Linked DNA regions of Homo sapiens: region 2 is linked to region 1. Evidence: chromatin loops called from intact Hi-C (ENCODE). Cell type or tissue: CD14-positive monocyte. All regions are shown on one strand. Links, peaks and the distances in the headings refer to the core of each region. The heading gives the core; the rest is flanking DNA.

Region 1 (11,147 bases), core at 2,303-7,302:
CTGAGAGTTAGAGAGATCTAGGTCCCAACTGAGTTCCCATTATTCACTAGATATAGGTCCTTGGGCAAGTTACCTAACCTCCTTAAGTTGCTCCTATTTATGTATTTTCATCTATACCTACCTCTTGGGAATATTGTGAAATTCAACAGCGCTCATGTAAAGCATGTGGCACCCAGCATACAAAACAATGCTAGTTCCCTTTCTTACATCAAGTACTGTTTAGTAACATTGATTTAAACTCCATGTCTTTGTCTAAACTAAAAGAAAGCTCTGAGTGGTTGTAATGAGACAGAATAATTTTCCTGTTTCCCTTATTGTGACCTTTCTTTCTTTTTTTTTTAACCCCTACCTTGTCTCAGGTATTTAAATGTGTGTGTGCATGCACAAACACATAAGCAGTACTTCACAAGTGCTTTAGAGCAGAGGCTAAACTTTTGGAGGTTGGGAAAATGGTCTCTTTAATGTCATGTAAGTGTGAAGCATCTTTTCACTTACAGGCTTAAAAGAACTATATTGTAGCAAAACTAGAAATCAGTTAAAGTTTTTGTGTTGAGACAGTACTTGCTGATTGAATTCTCATGGTGTATGTGTTCTTTTTCTTTTTCTTTCTTTCTTTTTTTGAGCTGGAGTCTTGCTATGTTGCCCAGGCTGATCTCAAACTCCTGAACTCAGTCAATGCTGCTTCAGCTTCCTGAGTAGCTTATTACAGGTATGTACTACTGCACCTGGCTGTATTTATTTTTATGTAGTCTTTCATAACAATATAATGAGGACAGTTTTGTGTGGTCAGTTTTAAATTATCCTTGCTGTGGAGACATCAGAAAGCTCAGGAAAATCCAGAAACTTCATCTGAATCAATTGTTCTCATTTTTTTAAACTGCCACTTGAACTATTAGCAGAAAAGATCATCAATTCAAGTATCTACCCCTTTTTGTTCTTTTTTTCATGCTAGAGAATTTGTTAAAGAAAGGTTCAAAAGTCACAACATTAGCAGCAATAAAGGTAAAAAATAAAAATAAAAGGCTGAGCCTGATGGTTCACACTGGTAATCCCAGCACTTTGGGAGGCCAAGGAAGGCGGATCACCTGAGGTCGGGAGCTCAAGACCAGCCTGACCAACATTGGAGAAACCCCGTCTCTACTAAAAATATAAAATTAGCCAGGTATGGTAGCGCATGCCTGTAATCCCAGCTACTCAGGAGGCTGAGGCAGGGGAATCTGCCTCTAGGGAGGCAGAGGTTGCGGTGAGTCAAAATTGCTCCATTGCACTCCAGCCTGGGCAACAAGAGAGAAACTCTGTCTCAAAAAGTAAATAAATAAATAAATAAAATAATAATGATAAAATAAAAATAAAAAATAAAAAAGTCTCCGCTACTTTGGGGACAAAATGCTAACTGAAAATCAAGCTGATCAAATTGGTTGCTTTCAATTTTATGCTGTCTCTAGACTGAAGCTCAGAGCTTCTTATAACTAAGGAGGAGAGGAGAAAGATATGTAGAGAGCAGGCAGAAAAGAGTCTAAATAACCAAGGACTGCTATGCAGGTTGTGCACTGCACAACTCCAGAAAGCACGATTTACATGGACAACTATGTATGCATGCAATGGCCCTGAAAGGAGGTATCAAAGTAAAGAACAGAAAAGGCCGTAGTTGCACAGAAGAGTTCCTAGTCTCTGAAATTTCCCACAATCTAACTTTATGAGTGAAGCCCATTCTCATTTAACTACACAAGTAAGTGATGGATTTTGGAGAATCAAAGTCCATAGTATAGATAATACATAGGATTTTTCAGTGGGATACCTCTCAATAACATGGAAATAAAGGGAATGAAACTAACAAGGACCAACATGTAATAAATAAGGTTATCGATCTGCAGAAGTTCCCTAAAAGATTAAAACTGAGTAACAAATAGACATAATAAACAGTCAAATCTCATTTAAAACATAAATCAATATATATGTTGTGCAGTTTCCTGTATTTAAAAAGGTAAGAAACAGCAATGCTAATTAGGATGAACATATGTACTTAATTAAACATCCCACTTTCCATTAGTGAACACACAAGAGGAGCACAGTTTATGCAGTTTTCACAGGTTTGAGAATGAGCTTACTAACCATGTATAGGAGAAAAATAAGTACTGCACAGTTTTGAAGAGCATTCTGCATTTCATTGCTTTGGTTAAAAGTGTAAGGTGGGTAAACACCTAAAGGTCCTTCTATTTATGTGTGAAATCAAGGGTAGGTTCATGAGTTCTTTTTCGTTTTAAAGGTCTGTGATTTTATTAGCAATGATGGGTGATATACAAGAAAGAGGAGCAGAAAGAAATCATCCCTTTCCATGGACAAGTGCTTTCTTTTATCATTGTATCTCTGTGTGAATAAATTCTATAATTATTGTAAAGCAATATACACTATTCTAAATGCTTTTCTTTGGATCTGCATAGAGTGCCTTTGATGTAAGCAAGGCTGGGCAGTTGTTTAAAAAAGTGGTTTGGAGATCAAGTTCTTGACCTAATATGGACAAGGTCTATTTTCGACTCTTTCATTTGAAACTAGCAACAGCAGATTAAAAACAACTTTATACTGCAAATTCAAAGTAGAAATGTCTTTTTGACCAACATCTAATTTCTTGCTCTTTGTGATCCAAATTTGGTAAGCTTTGGGGAGTTGAATATTAAGATTATATTTCTACCTTGTGCAGAAGAGTAATTCTAGTCCATCAAATGAAATTGTAAGCGTCCAGTGAGGCCCAAGACTTGTTTTCATGGCACATTGATGGCTACTGGCTTGTGACCTATTAGTAGGTCAAGTTCATTGTCAGTAACCACCATATTATCCTAACCTCTTCTGCTGACCACAAAGAAAATGAACCAGAAGATAAGGCTCTTTCTTGGATCACTAATATTTTCCATTTGGGTACATTTATATCTTTCCTAATGTAGCAAAGTAGCATTAAGCGTAGCAATTTCAAGAGGTAAAGCAGAGGTGTTAGAGAAGCCAGATGGCTGCCAACAGAGGTCTAGCTCAATGGTAGTGTCCTGTCCCAAGTCTGTACTCAGATTTTCAGGTCTAGAATTGGTTCTGTTTGCACATCCAAATTTGACTGGGCTGAGAGATAACAGCAAATAACTAAACTTACAAAGGATTGATGTAAAAACTGGTATGCCAATTCCGTAGTTATAGTGGTAAATATTACTATGAACAGATTACTTATACCCCATATTCAGGGACTTCTTTTTTAAAGAATCTTGGTTTTTGGGAAGTTGAGTGAATTTCACAAAGATACCTGCTCTATCAGCCGTGATGAAACAGCACTGTGACAGAGAAAACCCACATAGTATTTCAAACAGGGAATTTTTACTATAAAAAAGAGAAAAATCAATCAAAAGAGAAAAATCAATCAAAAAGGAGAGAAAAACCACACAGTAATTCAAACAGGGAATGTTTAATATAAAGAATTATTAACTATAATAGAGAATTCGGATAATAATGGATTGACTAGTAAGAAATATAAATTACTCTACAGAATACAAGGATAGCAGATATAAGATTACTCCTAGGGCTGAGATAAAAGCCCTCAGCAAGAAACAGATCTTATTGCAGAGAGTGCAGCTGTGGCTCAAGGATGGCTGACAAGCCACTGAAATGCCTCACCAGTAGAACTTGCTGGAAACCCACCTTCTTGGGTGTCAAGGAAGCTATTCACAGGGTGGTGCCATGTTTTGGAATTTACTCCAGTGTCAAGCAGGAGGTGGTGGAGGAAGCTGCTGGCCACTGGGTGCTGGTGACTGCTACTTGCTGCAGGAACCTGGCAGTGGAGAAGCCCCACACGTAGAAGGAACCTAGAGAAGAGAACAGACCAGAATCAGAAAGATATACCCCTTCCTCCTCTTCTGTCTTTCTTGCACCCTCCACTGACAAACAGAGCATCATGCCAGATACCAAAGGAGAAATATTTACAGGGTCCAGCTCCATCCTCACAGAGTAGGTAATAAGGGATGGATTTGAAGTTGAGAGGCAAGAAATTGGTAACTGGCACAGTTGCTAAGTCAGCATGACATTCATTCAAAGAAAGGTAGACAGTCTTGAAAAACATATCATTCAAGCCAGGGAAAATGTAATGAATCTCCTTGTCCAAAAACAGAGCATACTTCTTTGTTTAAGGAAAACGTCTATGGGTTCTAGACCCATAACCCTTGGGTAGTTCTGGATAAACATAAATTCTTGTCCTGTTTTCCAAGTTCTGCTACAACCAACTTATTGCTGTTTGGGCAGGGTATTATACAATCAACATGATTTTAATTTTCTTAGATTTTTAAAATCACTTTCATGGCCTGTCTCCCTCACATTATAAACCTTACTGCTTTGGTGAATCTTGAAAGTTTCCTTTTGTCTTCAGCTGTGTATTACAATTTTGGGTACACCTACAGCTGCAGGTGGCTAACTCTTCGAGGCTGGAGATGACCTTCATTCAAAGTTACAAAATATCTCTCATGATAGCCTCCATCATGGCTATAGAGAGCTCTAATTCTCTCCAACATGACCTCAGAGAGACAAGATGCATTTAACTTTTTAGGCCAATAGTGTTTGATTTCATGAATTACTAAAAAACTTAGGAACAGCCTTTTTTATTACCCAGAAATAAGATTTGCAAAGGGGAATTAATAAAGTAAAAGGAATACTTATCCAGAGAGTATTTACTAGCAGTGTAACTTGAGGCATCTTTGTCCCTTGTTGCACAAATGCAAAATGTGTGTACTAAGAGCAACAATTTTGATAGGCCATTGTGAAAATCAATTCAGTTAATAGATGTTAAAGTGCTTAAGTCAGCACCTGGTACACAGTTAGTACTCATAAGTGATACATATGATCTGACATGAAAACCAAGAAATTTCTTAGATTTCTGGCAGAAATTTATCCAACTTGAGAGAAAAAGATCAGCAAGAATGAAGAATTTTAATACATTTTTGAAATAAGAAAAGGTATTGTACCCTTTGGTAGTAGAAAAAAATCTGCTTCCATTGACTATAGTCAGATATACTCTATTTATTAAGCATAATGGGAACTTGTGAGAATGTAGAAGATCTGTCCATTTAGGGCCCAAAAAACTTCAGGAAACAGTCTCCAATGGGTTTATGATGGATTGGGATGCAAATTCAGTGTCACTAGATGGCGCTGTAGAGCAATTAAGCTTGGTTGCTTGTTAAAGGTGATTTTAAACACTATTCTAAAATTGGGTTATTTTCATATGAACATTTTGCACAAGCATAGGTAGTTATGTGAGCCAAAAATAGTGTGCCTATGTTCACCAGGGTTTTTAACCCACAAACAGCTGGTGTGGCAAGTATGAGAGACCTTGAGAACAAATGACCAGGAGGAATAGTAGACTTACGGGAAGATAACTGAACACAAACCAAGCTAAGATTCAGTAGCTGACTGGGATCACTAAATGGTGACAGAGAAACTGTGGTCCGAGGTCATCTTTTCAAAGTTAAGGCTAGCATCGGTAAAATGAAATTGTGAGCTAAATACTGCAAAAATAGAGCATTAAAATACTATAGCTTGATATCTTTATTTATATCTGAGGTTCTGATAGCATACCTGATGTTTTACTGTCTAGTTCACAAAAACAAGACTAAGTTGAAATTATATGTTTTCAAGTCTTATTTTGGATTAGTATTTTCACTTTCTAAAGGGCATGTTTTAAGGGATCCACACTATTATATAAAAAATTGTGTTTGGGATTTGGTAGAACTTTTTTTTGGAAATAGTGAGGAGAGAGGCATGAAGCAAAGAAAGAAGTTGGTTTTATATACAGATGTTAAGGAAGGTTATAAAAAAAGAAGAGAAGGTGCAGGCCACATTCAGACATTTGACTCACATTATAGTGCAGTAAAACTAGTTGATTCAGTTCATTGCCTTCAATCTCCTCAATCAGTACAGCCTTGTCAATTTTTAAACCAGCCAGCAGAGAGCAAGAATGACTGGATGGCTGTGCTGCGATCCATTTATTGTACTACACAGAGCTATAGCTAGATTCCTACCAAGCCATAACATCACGAAGGAACAGATTGCACTTGACCTGTAGATGAATGGCTTTTGATGGGGACTTAGATGGAGATAAAGGAAGTCAGCTGCTATGGCTCTAGCATTAGAAATGGTGGGATATATAATATAATAGTATAGAAATGGTGGGAAAAGGAAACACTCTAACAGCCTTGGAATAAAGAAGAAATGGAGATAAGAGATTTACAAGGTTAAGAAATGAAGAGGAAATATAAAGGAACTTAAAAGGAAATTATTCCTTGGCTTCAGGAAATTAACTACTGATTCTTTCCTTGTAAGTTGGAGCCTTAAATAGTAAGAGATGTCTGTGGTGTGTAGAGAGGAACGTCTGTCTTATTGTGTGGTAACTCAGGATACTTGGCGTTCAAAGGTATAACATTTCAGTAATCTGGACCTTGGAATCCCCACTGGTTTTAGTGTTGTAATCTTCAGTCTCTACAAAGTTGACCTCAACTGAGTCACTGATACTTCATTAATGATTTTTCATTATCTTTAGATTATTAGACTTTAAGTTTGAGTTATAGGATTCCTATTTCAGGCATCTTCTTAAAATTAACTAAGGGCAAATGTGTATAATTCTTAGGTATTGCCTCTAAAGTCAAGGTTCAGGTGATAATTCAGTTAAAAAGTCAGTTCCTGAGTATAATGATACAGAGAAAATGTTATTTCTGTTGCAGCTGGTATGAGAATCCCATCTGAGGAGGGTTTTGCTAAGCCCATGAGACACTTACAAAAAATTAGGCTACACCCTGAGAAAGAAGTGGACCACACATCCCAGTGCCTCCCCATGGTGACAAGGGATTGGGGGTGGGAGCTGGGGGTGCTTCGGGAAGGTGCTAGACAGAGAGAATGAAATGCTGGTGAGAGGGTAGAAAGGGACCCCTCCTGGGGCCAGTCAGATCTACACACGTGATTCCCAACACATGATAGGCTTAATGTGAGTATATCCTTTGGGAAAACCCTGAAGGGGCTGAGTCTTGAACCCAGCGAGCATGTTTGAATTTAGGGGGAAAGGCCATCATGAGAAATATGATGTTGGTAATTTTAACTTTTCTTTAGTGCAGTCATTTAAAGCTGACAACAGGTCACCTAGCTGGAGAGCGGCAGATTTGCCACCCCACACTCACCCCGGCAGAGTGGAAAAGCAACTCTTGAACAATGAAATGAGTGAATGTGGAGATGAGTGAGGCCTTCCCGCCTCCACAACTCACCTTCTGTATCTATATGCCCCCCTGATGGCCCCTTATAGCTGGGCCCTCCCTGCCTCCAAAGGGTTAGATGAACTGAGTAACTGATAAATTACCCCCTCAGCTGTCTTCTCTGTGAGATGAGGAACTAATAGGATCTCTCCCGTGAGTTGTGGTGGTAATTCACATAAAGCCCTTAAACTATTACTGGTCATATGTGATGGAATATAGAATATATGTTAGTTCTTATCATTAAAAAATGACCTATTCTAATACTCTGTGCAGTAGTAACAGATGAAAGAAACATGACTCTCAATTTTTAAATTTTCCTCAGCCTTTGCTTCATGACTGTGCAAAAACACCAACTCTGGGACTTTTAAAAGACTTGGTACCCTAATGTCGAGAGAGGCCCAGAGGTCCTACTGCTGTGCAGTCCACCCTCCAGCAACAGAAACTCTGGCCGAATGCCAGGGATTAAAATATTCCAAGGAAGACAAAGACTAGAGCCAAAGCAGAAAGAAATCAAGATAAGAAAAATAATCCCTTGAGTGACACACAGTTATAATTAAATAACACAGAACTAAAGCCAAGCATTTTTTGTTATGCCCTCTATGAGTAATACTTGTGCTTTGAAACTTTTAAAATATTTAAGGCAAGAAGAAATGAAATGCATGGCAACCAGTTAAGGTCATACATTTAGGACAAAAATAATAAAATATTAAAATGAAAGAAATAAATGTTCTAACTGAAATACTGAGATTCTGTGGAGATGAATTATTCAAAGTAGGAAACACATGTGACCTCCAATCTATTATATAACGGGAGAAATGGTGGTAAAGTTCAAGTGTAGAGCAATGCCAAGAGATGAGAAAATGATGGCAGGTAATGCTTAACAATATTCTAAAATTATGCTTAGATTTAAGGAAAGAGACTTCAAAGAAAGAAGAGGCAAGTTTGGCTAGTATAAAATGGAGTCTGGGGGCTTGAAAATGGTATTTTTCAGTCAGAACACCTAAGTAGTCAGGATAGACTAAATTATGCTGTAGTAACAAATAACTCTAAGCCTCAATGGCTTCAAACAGCACAGTTTTACTTCTTGCTCACAATAGATGTCTATTATGAGTTAGCAAAGATCTCTGTTCATCAGTCACTTAGGAGTAGGATTTCTGATGGTACAGCCACCATCTTGAACTTTGCCAGTCTCTGTTCTAGAGGGAAGTGTGAGCCCAGGGTTTCAGATCATATAAAATACTAATGTCCAGAAATGACTCATGTTAGTTTTGCTCAAACTCCCTGTCCAGGACTACTTCAAGGGGGCCAAAAAGTACAATTTTACCCTGCAGGCAGAAGTGGGGAAGGAACAAGAAGAAGAAAAAGATTTGGAGAATAACTCCAGCGGTTCCCCTGCAGCTCCACATGGCACTCCTTGGAAGGAAAACCTGTTTGTATGGCTGGGGGCTTCACGTACTTTGTTCATGAGAAAATCAGCTCCTGACCCCAGCACTTAACATGAGCAGGATTTTTGTGACTAAGATGTTCATAACTTAGGGTGACTTTGAGGGAAGGATTGTAGCTTTATTTTTAGTATTAATTGCCATGCATGTAACAGAAATCCAGTAGGCTATGGGAACAGGCAAGGGCCTTTGCAATTGTCTAGCCTCAGGGTCTTGAATCCAAATGCCTACAAGAGCCAAGGCAGGAAATGTGCATGAATGGGGGAGTCCGGGTGGTGTGCAAGAAGGGGTTGTCATGAGAGGGTGCACTGAGGGTACATGTCCTCCTGAAGGGAGTGACTGCTTCTCAGCACAAGCAAAGGGCCAGTGTGAGGGATTATGAGATGAATGTGGCCAGATTTTCTGACTTTTTAAGAGAAGTCAGAGAGACACGGTTGTTTTTTGGTTTTTGGTTTCTTTTCTAATTTTAGATGTGAAATCTAGTTTTTAAACCTTGGTTTCAAATTATAAAAAATTTAAAACACCATTTTGAACTAATGAAACATGGCTATAGCCTACCAGTTTATGACAATTATCCCGTGTTTTTTAATCCTCCTTTCTCACCACTTTTCCCCCACCCTTATTCCTCCAGCAGCAGAAGAACCCTTTATTTGGTCAAAGTCCAACTCAGAAAGTCAATATCTAGAGTGGATATATGTGGGGAACTGCTCTGATTGAAGCAGAGTGAGGGCCTGGACCCTAAAATTCAGCTGTTTCCCCTCTTCTCCCAGAACTCAAGAAGCACAGTTTGAAAACCACAGAATGAGTGGAATGCAAGCCTCTGCTTCTTCAGGTGAGGATTCAGACCAGGATACAGAACCAATCAGAGGCCTGTCAGTCCAGAAGTCCTTCCAGAACACCAGCAGTCCTGCATTCATCCATGTGCTGACCACAGTGCCCACTAGAGCTCCCCGTGCAGTCAGAGATTCACTGAAGCCTCTGTCAGACGTCATCATGAAATGTACCCTGAAAAGACTCTTGCACAGGACACCCTGCTGGCAACACGTGGGGTGAAGGGTGCAGAGGTTGCCTTCTCCAGGGAATTATATTCTAAGATGTACATTTCCATCTTGGCAAGCTCAGAGACAAACACCCAGGTACTGTGCTCTGAAGCAGTTGAATTAGTAAACTAAGAGGAATAACATCTTGGGGAGCATTAGTGCTGGTGCTCTTTGTGCAGTGGGACATGGAAAGTGTGAGCGGCAGGACAGATCCTCAGCAGGGTTGAGAAGGAGCTACCTGGACTTCTGCATGTATGGGAGTTTTAGTAACTTAATAGCTCAGCTTTGCCTTGCGAAAATTCTATGTATCTGCACCCAGATCTTTCAGGTCTAGAAACAGATAGATATAAAACATACAAAGTATATATGTACACATTATATATATATATGTATTATATATAAAGTATATACACATATATATGTTTTCCTGTGAGTTTTATTTTATTTTATAATTTCAGCTTTTATTTTAGATTAACGGGTACATGTGCAGGTTTTACCTGGGTATACTGCATGATGCTGAGGTTTGGACTACAATTGATGCCGTCACCCAGATACTGAGCATAGTGTCCAATAGTTTTTCAACCCTGGCCCACCTCCCTCCCCATTCTAGTAGTCCCCAGTGTCTATTGTTGCCATCTTTATGTCCATGAGTATCCAATATTTAGGTCCCACATGTAAGTGAGAACATGCAGTATTTAGTTTTCTGTTCCTGCAATAATTCACTTAGGATAATGGCCTCCAGCTACACCCATGTTGCTTCAAAGGACATGATTTTTTTCTTTTTTATGGCTGCATAGTATTTCATTGTGTACATGTGCCACATTTTCTTTATCCATTCCACCACTGATGAATATCCAGGCTGATTTCATCTCTGTTGCTATGAATAGTGTCGCAATGAACACATGAGTGCGTGTGTCCTTTTGGTAGAATGATTTATTCTCTTTTGGATATATAACCAGTAATGGGACTACTGGGTTGAATGGCAGTTCTGTTGTAAGTTCTTTGAGAAATCTCCAAACTGCTTTCCACAGTGGGTGAACTAACTTACATTCCCACCAACAGTGCATAAGCAGTCCCCTTCCTCTGCAGTCTCACCAGGATCTGTTGTTTTTTGACTTTTTAATAGTAGCCATTCTGACTGGTGTGAGATGGTATAACCTTGTGGTTTTGATTTGCATTTCCCTGATGATTAGTGATGTTGAGCATTTTTTAAATATGTTTGTATGTCTTCTTTTGAGAAGTGTCTGTTTATGTCTTTTGCCCATTTTTTAATGGAGTTACTTGTTTCTTGCTTGTTGAATTAAGTTCCTTGTAGATTCTGGATGTTAGACCCCTGTCAGATGCACAGTTTGTGAATATTTTCTCCCATTCTGTATCTGTTTACTCTGTTGATTGTTTTTATT
Region 2 (11,147 bases), core at 4,124-9,123, 49 kb after region 1:
TGAAGACTGTGGGAAAGACCCTTTCTGTCCTCCTGTCTCTCCCGAGGACTCGGGCACAAGCTGAAGCTGGAGTGGGCTGTAGTGTGGGGGAATGACGCCAACGCTGTGCTAGGAATGCCCTTCCTCTGAGCTGAGCCACAGCACATGTCTGTTTCTTCTTAGAACCAGTTCTTCCCAGGAGGCTCCTCAATCCCTCTTGTTCATGTTCTGCCACCACCAACCCTGAAGTCCTGCTTAGCCTCAAAGCTCCTGAGAGTACAGGGAAATGAAGGTCTGGGCTACAGTGATACAAATAGGAACAGGACAGGAACAGGACAGGACAGGTGCAGGGCTCATGCCTATAATCCCTACACTTTGGGAGGCCAAGGTAGGAGGATTGCTTGAACCCAGGAGTTGGAGACCAGCCTGCGTAACAGAGTAAGAACCCTGTCTCTAGCCAAAAAATTAAAATTAGCCAGGTGTGGTGGCGCATACCTGTAGTCCCAGCTACTCAGGAAGCTGATGCAGGAGGATTGCTTGAGCCTAGGGGATCAAGGGACCCTGTCTCAACAACAACAACAACAACAAACAGGACAGATTTGAGCAAGAAAGAGGAAATGATTACACTTTGTATCTCATTAATTACAGGTGATGAAAGGAAGATAATTCAGATTAACGTTCTTTGACCCCACTGGGTTCAGTACTAGGAACTGTCAGGATTACAAAAGAAGAATAAATTCTGGCAGGAACTCATAACTGAGAAGAGTTTACATTTCAGCTTGCAACCCTGTAAACAAGGGGTGACAGTGATCAAAGTAGGAAGATGGTTACATTGGTTTGAAATGCTTCTCAAAAATGGAAGCCACGCATGGTGGGGCATGCCTGTGGTCCCAGCTACTCAGGAGTCTGAGGTAGGAGGATCAAGCCATCAAGGCTGCAGTGCACCACGATTGTGCCTGTGAATGGCCACTGTAGTCCAGCCTAGACAACATAGCAAGATTCCATCTCCAAAAAAAAAAAAAAAAAAAAAATAGAATTAAAACAGTCAAAAAAAGTTAGTACTATAGGGAGGCTTTAAAACTCCATTAGATTTGATGATGTTTCTTTTATTCATCTTACTTGACCCTCTAAGGCACTGAACAGTGTTGACCGTGGTCTTCTCTTTGAAATACTCTCCTCATTCAGCTTCTGTATCGAGTCAGGCAGAGAGAGAGAGGGGGAGGGAGTTATTTTAAGGAATGGGCTCACAGGATTGTGGGGGCTGGCGAATCTGAAATCTGTAAGACAGGCCAGCAGGCTGGAAACTCAGGCAGGGTTTCTATGTTGCTGTCTTGAGACAGAATTCCTTCTACTTCTGGCAATCTTGGTTTTCGCTCTGAGTGCCTTCAACTAATCAAATGAAACCCACCTCCCTTATCAAGGGTAATCTGTCTTACTTACAGTCAACTAATTGTAACTTAATCACATCTACAAAATACCTTTGTAGCAACATCTAGACTAGTTGTCTTCGGCATCAGAACCTGGCCAAGTTGACACACAATTATCTACCACATCTTCTAAGCAGGGCCTCCTTCCTGGCTGTTCCAATCTTTCCCCCTTGTCCCTTTCCAGCCTCTTCTTCTATTGCACACCTCTTAAATGTTGGTATTCGCCAGCATACGTCTGAATTTGGGGGTACAGTTTTTCAGAGTTAAAAGAAGTTTTATAAATATGCGAATGGAGATGGAATTGTCAAAATCACCTAATACACCTAAGTAAATTGCAAAGACACAATTTTATTAAGACATAATTTTATTTCTTCCAGGGCAGTATAAGAATAGTAAAATTTTCATCAGGATAGAAAAGTAAGATAAAGGGGAATCAAAGGCACTGTCTGGGCCTTCAACTCTTTAGGCATGACATATTTAGATTCTCCAAAGTTTCATCGTCAGCACTTTCTCTTCCCAATCAAAATTATTTCTTTAGGAATCTCATCTGTGTCCGGCCTCTGATGACACCAACACACCAATGCCTACAAAATGATGACCCAAAGAGCACTAGGTTCCATGTTCAAATAAGTTAGAGAAGTGCCAGTGATACACATCTCGTTCTTAGGGGTTTGCAGGATACATTAGCAAACTAAAGGCTTTGTGAAGTCCTGCAGTAACAGTAGTCTGCAGAATATGTTATGGGAATCATTGCCCTAAATCTATATTCTGAGCCCACGCACCTCTCTTACATTTCAGAATGGTGTTTCCAACTGTGTACTGCATATTACATTTAGATGTCCCATAGCAATTAAAATTTAACATGATCAAAACTGGCATCATTTTGCCCGACTCCAAGCTTCTCCTCGTATGTTCCTTTTCTCCTATAATCCTTATCTTTTTCCCTAGTTGGTACTTTAGTTGTCCAAGAAAAAGACCTGGGTGATTTTTGAAACATCCTTTAAAATCTTGGCAATGTATTAGACTTTGTCCAAGATGACCTCAATTTACATAGACTCTTTCTGTCCCCTCATGACTCCACATTTACCACTTTACTTGCCTAGATTCAGTGAATCTACTTTTTCAGAATACTTCTAATCTGCTCCCCGTCCCTGGGTATGCTGCCTGCCTCAGTCCTGCCCTGCCATTTGTCCTTTATCTGCAACAATAACCTCCCCACTGCTTGTATTGCCTCCAGCGACCTCCTTGCCTCCAGATGGATGGTCCTAAAACACTAAATGATATTACTCTCATGCTTAACACCAGTGAGTTGTTTACAGACAAAATCACCACTCTTATTTTGGAGGGTATTCTGTATTTAATTTATGATTAGGAGCTTAAGTTTTCTTAGTTCCTCCTGAGTGGTTTAAAGAAAAATCTTCTACCTTCCTTTGGAGATACAAATGGGTCCCTTTCGGATTTGAAAATGCATTGAAACAATTAAAATGAGGTTTGGGGAACATAAATGTAGGGGGCATTTGTCGATGTTTAATTTTTTATTGGTCATTTATTTCTGACCACAAAAGATATTGAGAGCTGACTGTTTCGAGTCTCACTAGAACAAATAGTCTGAATCAGGCTCTTTATTGAATTAAGAAAATGGAATATTTAGCAAAATAACTATAGTGAATTTCCCTACGTATCAGGAAATTGGGAACAATTCTGGCAACCCTTTAAAAAATAGATGTTTTAAAAATTTCTAGTAATATAAGATGTTGTGATCTGGGGGAAGAAACAGGTTTCAGAACAATATTTAAAATAGTCTAACAACTTAAAACTTTCACCTTTACACCCTCAAGTGGTGGAACTAATATATTTTTCTGAACAAGGAAACAAAAATCCTGGAAGAATATATCCCAAACTACTGGTGGGGTTTATCACTAAGGAGGGTGAATTATCGTTTTCATATTATTCTACCTGCTTAATTGTATTTTCTAACATGTCTAAAGTAAGTATGAATTATTTCTGTAATAAGGAAAAAAAGGTGATTGTTTTAAAAATCCTTTAAAAACCTTAACAGCCCATTAGACTAACCAATCTTAGTCTACTTTCTCCAAGATGACCTCAATTTACCTCTTTTCCATCTCCCTCAGTTTTGTTTTTCTTCCAGAAAGACAGCATGTCAATGTTAAATAGTCAATAGTGTACTTTCAGTGCCCACCCATGTAGTCTGGCATTTAACATATTTTCCAGGAGAAGGTAGTATTGATGACAGCCTTTCTAAGAAAACCCTGGCTTCTCTGTTTCAGAGTTTAAAAGTAAAAATTGCAAACTGGTTTGATTTCAAAATACATAAAAGATGCGTACTGAGATACATACAAAAGTAATTTCAAAACCTTGCATTTAAGCTCAGCTTATTGTTTATTTGTTTGTATATTGAGTCATTATAATATCCTAGATGTTTTATCAACTTGGTAAGAATTTTTTCTCTTTTTTAAAATAAGTGATTTTGTTATGGTTGGAATGCTTAATAACTAACTTTCCCATTGTTTTCAAATAGATTTCAAGTTGAAGTACCTAACAATTTTCTTTATCTTATTTGGTGCAGTTGGGTGATACATGTTTACTTACTGGCTTTCATGCTTTTATTTAAAAAGCTTTCCCTTTCAATATGCTAGAACAAAAATAATATTGAATATATTATACATGGCTTTTAAATTCTATCTTCATTTCAATAATTAATTTCAAAACCAATTAAGTTCCTGTAATACTGATTCTAATATCTGAGAAAAAAAGCACACATATTTAATTCAATTAGGTTGAATATCTTCTTGTTTTATTATTTTGTTTAATAACTTTAACAAATTTTAAAATGAATACTTTAAAAGGTTTTGAAATCAGTCATAAAGTCTTTTCTATAGAATCACAATGCAGAACTCTTTTATTTATCCACATGATATAACACATTCCCATTTAATATAGCTCTCTGGTATCTGATAACTTAGCATCCTAAAATTTCAATAAACATGCTAGTTAAAAAAAAAACAGACAACATAGAGAAATGGGGGTGAACTTTCTTTCATAGGGGCAGTGCTGTCTCACAGAATGTTCTGTGGTGATGGAAATGTTTTACGTCTTTGCTGCCCAGTACTGCAGCCACTAGCCACATATGGTTATGGGGCATTTATAATGGGGCTAGTGTGACTGAGGAGCTGAATTTTTAATTTTATTTGACTTTAATTAATTCATATTTAAATAGCTATACGTGGTTGGTAGCTACCCTGTTGGAAGGCCCAGCTCCAGAGTTAAGATTGTTGAATTATATTCAGATAAAACTGTTCATGGATACTTGCCACTTAGTAATGTTCCTTTTGCCTTAATAAAATCAATGTTGGGACTTGCCTAATTTCCCAAAAAGAGTAAATTAACTATTTTCATTACCTCTTTACTTTCAATTCTTCCTGGCATATGGTAGGAAATGAGAGCTCCAGCTATTTCCCCTGAGAATATTGTTGGCATTTCATGCTATCCCTGAAATTGTCTAGTTGAGCCCCAGGGGCTCTCCTTATGAGTCCCAAACAGATTTAAAAATGAAGTCCTTTACTTTCTACTTATAGGAGAACAATGAGCAATAATATACCTCTTACTTTTACATGGCTAAAGAGAGTTTACTAATAATCTATTAACAATTATCAGGGCTTACTTTGGGGGATCTGAGGGTGACAGTTATATTCTTGTCCCCACCTGTATTAGTCAGGGTCCCAACAGAAAACAGAAGGCACCCTTAAACTTGTAGTTAAGGAGAGTTTTTAAATGACTCTTCACAAAGTGTAGGCTGGGTTAAAGGAAACCTGCAAGGGGCGGTGCTGTACCCCAGGGCTTGCAACACAGGTGAGCCATCTCACTACTCCTAGAACTGACAGGACAAGCCGAAGAGGCAGTTTCTGTAGGCCATTAGAGAATTGGTGGCTCACACCTGTAATCCCAACACTTTGGGAGGCCGAGGCAGGCGGATCACCTGAGGTCAGGAGTTTGAGACCAGCCTGGCCAACATGGTGAAACCCCATCTCTACTAAAAATACAAAAATTAGCCAGGCATGGTGGCAGGCACCTGTAATCCCAGCTACTCGGGAGGCTGAGGCAGGAGAATCGCTTGAACCCAGGAGGCAGAGGTTACAGTGAGCTGAGATCACGCCATTGAACTCCAGCCTGGGGGACAAGTGCGAGACTTCATCTCAAAAAAAAAAAAAAAAAAAAGAGAGTTGCTGTAGAAGATTGATAGGAGCCATGGTCTTTGTTAAAGGGACACAGCCAACTCTGACAACCTTTTAGTGCATCCCATTGGCTAACTCAACTGGAAGCCAGAAAACAGGGGAGCCTATAGGTACAGTCTGTTAAGGCAGCCTTCTAGAGCACAGGCAGGGTAGATAAACATAAGTGTGACACCTCGTGAGGCAACGAAATTATCTAATCACCCCCTCCCAAGTTTGGAACCAATTGAGAAAGACACAGCCTATTCTAAATTAACAAAGAAAGACCTCAAATGAATTTTAAAAATATCCACTTCATTACTCATGAAAGATAGGTTGAATGACAAGATTCAGATGTGTGTATTGGATCCAACTTATGCATCTTTCCAGATTCACTTGGCCACACCTGCTCTCAGTAGACAGCACCACTGTCTCCCCAAGGCTAATGTCACCTAAGTTAATCAACACCCATTGTTAACACCATTACACATCTTAACCTCCCCCAGGGTAAGGGCTGGCTCTAGCATGACCCAACATGCCTATCACTGCAAGAGCTACAGGAGCTTTGCCACCAGGCATGGAGGCTCTGGATCCTCCCACCTACTTCTGGACTCAGAGGAAGGGCCATGAAGTGGATCATGGAATGTGGCTTCCCCAGCAGCTTCCTGGGAGGAAGGGGAGCTAAGTGACAGCCCAGAAGTGTAGGGGAATTACCACCTCATATAAAAATTGTCTTTCCTTCATACTAGAAAGACAAGAGATAACATAGGGGTGAAAAACTATCAGATAAACTTTTCTTTCCTCTTCCTCCACGTAGAATCTCCTGAGATGGTTTTTCCAAACATTCTATTTGGAGACTGTGATGTTTAAATCACTGGCTGTGTTTTCTTGTGAAACTCTGGCCAGGTCAATAATTCACCACCTTGAATTTACTATCCCTCTTTCTCTGCCTGTGGACTGTATGTAGTAGATTAAAGATGGCTGCAGTTTCTTTGCTATTTCTTCCACTGAGAAGTAGAATCTAATTACCTCTCTCCTTAAATCTACATCAGCCTTAGAGACTTGCTTGACATATAGAATGCAGCGGAAGTAATATTCTTGGATTTAAGTGGCTAAGTCATAAGAAGCTTTGCAACTTCTGCCTGATTCTCTTTGGAATACTTTTTTTTGAGACATATCTCTGCGTACTGAATCACCATGCTAACAGAAGCCCAAGCCACATGGAACATTCACATGTCAAATAGCCCCAGCTGAGTTCCCAGCCATGAGCCAGCATCAACTACCAGCCTTCCTAGACCAGGTGCCACAGGTGAGTGAAGAAGCCACCTTGATAGTGATCTTCTAGCTCGGCCACCATAACTGATGGCAAATGGATCGGAGAGATGAACCACCCAGACCAGCCCTTCCTGGATTCCTGACTCATAAAATCAAGGCCAAGAGAAAATGGTTGTGTTAAACCACTACATTCTCTGGTAGTTTTTTTACATAGCAAGAGAAAACTGGAACTCTCCTCATTGGGCTGTTCTTAGTGTTTCATAACAGTCTATAGAGATTCATCTCATATGATGAAACAACTGGCTGCGTGTTCCTGCGAAGCTATGGCCGGCTCACTAATGGACCACACTGTATTTGCTGTCCCTCCTTCCCTGCCTCACTTCCCCTTTTGCTTGACTCAGCCCAGCCTGGGATTATACTACCAAAAAATAAAGCATTAGCCACCAAGCTTAGTAAACTTTCTTGTTTACTAAGAAAGTTAGTACAAGAAGTATCCTAGAAAGGAGGACCTTGGAGTGGGACTTTGAATTTGATGCCCATCTGTCTGAAAACAATCAGATAATTGGGACAGCAATAGCCTCTAGAAGTGGATACACAGTTGCTAATTCTTTCACCTGTGGTTAACTGGGATGAAGTACAGGTGGAGAGCAAACCTGGAAAATCACGGAGCTACCGCCTTTGGTCAGTAAAGGGGTGGCAATTGCAGTGCAGATGAGCTGTTTTTGGGACATTTGAGGCTTTGCTAAAAGAAAATGATACACTCAGGGCATCTTATTATCAACTTAAGTCATGCAATGAAAGCCAGAGGCTCTGTTTAAATGAGGTGCTTATCTCCTGAAGCTGCACTTAAAATTGGTTTAGGATGTAATTATAAGGGTGGCAGATATATATATATATATATATATTTAGTTTTTATATATATAAATAAAACTAAATGTGCAGTCTCAATAGGGACTTGATATTAAAGTCAGGGTCTTGATAGGGAAGAGTGGAAAATTGAGACCTGGAATGGGGATATTTGTAGGCAAGCCTGGATCTTTCTGACTGACAAAAGAGACTGTTTCCCCTTGGTAGTGGTAAAGAATCACCCCTTGCCTGGTAAGCATGCAATGATCAAGCTTATGAAGCAGGTGCCCCCAAAATCACACTGATTCTAAACTTTTCCTCAACACCCACATTAACCTCCTCTCACTGCCTCCAGGCAAATTTTCTTCCTGCTGGGGAATACATAGCCTCTGTGCCAAAGGAAATCTTGACCTTGATGAAATGTGCTGGCAGAAACTGTGGGAACACCTGTGGGAATGGATCTTGAAGGCATTAGACTGTAGGAGGCACACGGGCTGGATCGGTGAGAACGGATTGACATGAACCACTCCACTGTGACAGAGGATTTGGTGTTCTGATAAGGACACCTGGCGCTTGTCCTTACATGCTGCTACAATGATGCCTTCAAGCCTAATCACTATGATGGCCTAAAGTGAATGAAGTAGAGATAAGAGAACTTCCTTGACATAGTTTTGAGAAAGGAGGCAGAAGTCTCAAGGAGGTAGGCATGTGAGAACAGATTCACTTTGTAAGACCTACCACCTGATTATGTTTCCCATAAGGCTGCCTTCATGAGGCAATAAAGAATGCCATGGGGAAATGGGGTTAGAGTAAGTGGTGGGACAGCAGCATCTTTGAGAAACCCAGTGGTGGCTGTCCTCTGTAGGCCAGGTTCACAGTAGGAGGTGCTGCTTTGGAATTGGGCCCCCTTTAATTCATGGTGGTAAAAGGAATGTGGATGATCAAAGACCAGGTGGCAGCCATTAACCATCAAGGAAAAGATAGATCTAATAAGCCTTGTGAACAGCAAGGCCCCAGTTGAGTGAGTGCCTACTTTCAAGGATGTATTGTAATGGGAAACTGACTGGCGAGGGGCGGGGATGCTTGATTTGGATAACTTAACATCAAGAGCTGTTGCGTAGAAGGTGATCATTGCCTTCCACAATAGAAAACTGCACTCCATCATTGAGTTTCCAGATCTAAGTCAGTTAACAGACTCAGAGTCCATTGATTGAAGGAGATTCTGGATCCCACAGAGGAAGGACCCTGTAATGCCACTGCAAGCATATACAGTAAGTAGTCCTCTGATCCTTCCCCAGAGGGAACCAAAGTAATTTGCCAGGGTAACTGGACACTAGGGAAAGAGTAAAACTTAGACTTTTTGAGGACTATCAGCTACAGTATATGAGATGATACTGACAAAAGGAGACCTGAAACACCATCATATTAGAACAGAGACTTGATTAGAAGAGAGGGTTATGGAGACCAAGTCTGTCTACTAAAGGGTTAAGTGGTTTTGGACACCCACTTTGCAATTATTTCTCTTGTTCCCAAAAGTATGATGGAGAAGATATACTTAGCTTCTGGCTGCACCCTCAAATCAATTGCCTGTCCTGTGGAGTAAGAGTCATTGTGGTAGGAAGGGCTAAGTGTAGGGTCTCTCAACCTCAGCCCTTTTGACATTTTGAACCAGACAGTTATCTGTTGTGGGGTCATTCTGGGCATTGTAGGATGTTCAATAGTATCCCTGGCTACCCACTATATGCCAATAACGACCTTTGTTATGATAACCAAAAATGTTTCTAGACATTGCCCAATGTCCCTAAGAGGGCAAAGTCACCCCTGATTGAAAACCACTGGCCATGTTTAAGTCTCTAAAATGGCCTCATCTCTTGTCAATTGCAGGAATAATACCACAATCCTTGAAGAATTACAGAGATTAACACCCTCACCAAAGATAAAGGGATTCATTTCCCTAATATTCTCTTGATTCAATTCTCTGGACTCTGTAAAAATCAGATGGACCCTGGAGGATGATGCTGATGTAACCAGAAAACAGACCTAATCAAAGCTACAGTGCCAGATGAGATATCTTTACTATGGCTACCAACCCTCTAACACTGGATATACAGCTATTGATATGGCAAGGATTTTCTTCTTAATAGCTATTAGCAAAAGAAGCAGCTTGTGTTTTTTGGCTGTCAAGAAATATTTAAGGTCTAAGGTTTCACCCTATTTATAAGCTAACAATAGCCCTCCCACAGTTTCATGGAAGTTTGCAGAAGACATAATAAGATCTTGGGTTAGACACAAACAGCTTTAGCACTCACAGAAAAGGCAGTAACCAGCGCTTCATGTTCATTTGTATTTGTTCCTTGTATCCTCTAAATCCCACAGAGGGGAGCGATGGTGATGACTCAGGTGGGCCAAGAGGATTCCAACTCACCTAGTGTATTGCATTACAACAGAGGGATTCTGAGTTAGGGAATTTACTGCTTTTACTATAAACCTTTGCATTGCCTAGGAGGTTATGCAACTCATTTTTCAAGGTTGCTCAATGCAAACACAATCCTGAGAAATCACCTGGGTAAAGAGTGGTCAGAGCCTTGTATTCTTCGCACATCCAGCAACAATGCACAGGGACACTCAGGGCTCATGAACGGTTCCCACTTTTAGCAGTGGTGCTATGGACTAAATATTTGTGTTCCCCCCAAAATTAATGTGTTGAAGCTAAAATTCTCAATGTGATGGTATTTGGAAGTGGGGTCTTTAGGAGGTAATTAGGTCATGGGTTGGAGCCCCCATGAGTGTGATTAATGCTATTAAAAGAAGAGACACTAGAGCTAATCTCTCTGTCCACTATGTGAGGAGACAGCAAGAAGGTGTCCATCTGCAAACTGGGAAGAAGGCCCTCACCAAGAACTGAATCTGTGGCATCTTGGTCTTGGACTTCCCAGCCTCACCTTCACCGTCTTGCCTCGGTGTTATGTCAGCTCTTGTCTCTGTCATCATATACTTCACAGGAACCATGGCAACCTTGACATTACATAGAACTTCATGCTGGTCCACGATATTGAGAAGATTATGCTAATTGGACTTGATCAGTAGGAGATTTCAGGAACCCTATATCTGGCAAGTCACATGAATGCCAGAGGTGGGAGATTAATTTCACAGAAGTTGAGGATCTTCTACATTGGTGAAAATTTTAGGAGTCAAGTCACCTGTCAACTTGCCTAAAGCACATCAGAACAACCCCTTATAAAATAAAGCAAAAATGGTTGCCCTTTGCATCTCTTACCACCAAGAAAGAGGCACAGTGCATTTTGGCCTTCTTTGGATTTTAGAGGCAGCTGATATTTCACTTGAGAATATTTCTCTATGGTGAGCTCAATGTGATCAGATTTATAAGTCA

What was found. Peaks named below come from ENCODE experiments on the same cell type or tissue, not always from the same donor. Only the 100,000 strongest peaks of a DNase experiment are listed, where the experiment ranks them.
Region 2: it touches region 1 in a loop (2.0-fold over the local background); 3 of 110 quality-filtered maps call a loop at or near these places.

Annotation. Positions count from the first base shown.
Region 1 is chr4:146,090,130-146,101,276 of GRCh38, forward strand. No RefSeq gene overlaps it. Among named protein-coding and RNA genes, the nearest start is that of LINC01095, 26 kb to the right of the region's middle. RefSeq lists an enhancer at 9,524-9,763. In CD14-positive monocyte, for the core only: CTCF peaks have their summits at 5,145 (motif pointing right) and 5,344; a DNase peak (open chromatin) is centred at 5,152; H3K27me3 peaks cover 308 bases.
Region 2 is chr4:146,136,833-146,147,979 of GRCh38, forward strand. No RefSeq gene overlaps it. Among named protein-coding and RNA genes, the nearest start is that of LINC01095, 20 kb to the left of the region's middle. In CD14-positive monocyte, for the core only: no CTCF peak of the experiment used is centred there; a DNase peak (open chromatin) is centred at 7,239; H3K27ac peaks cover 1,197 bases.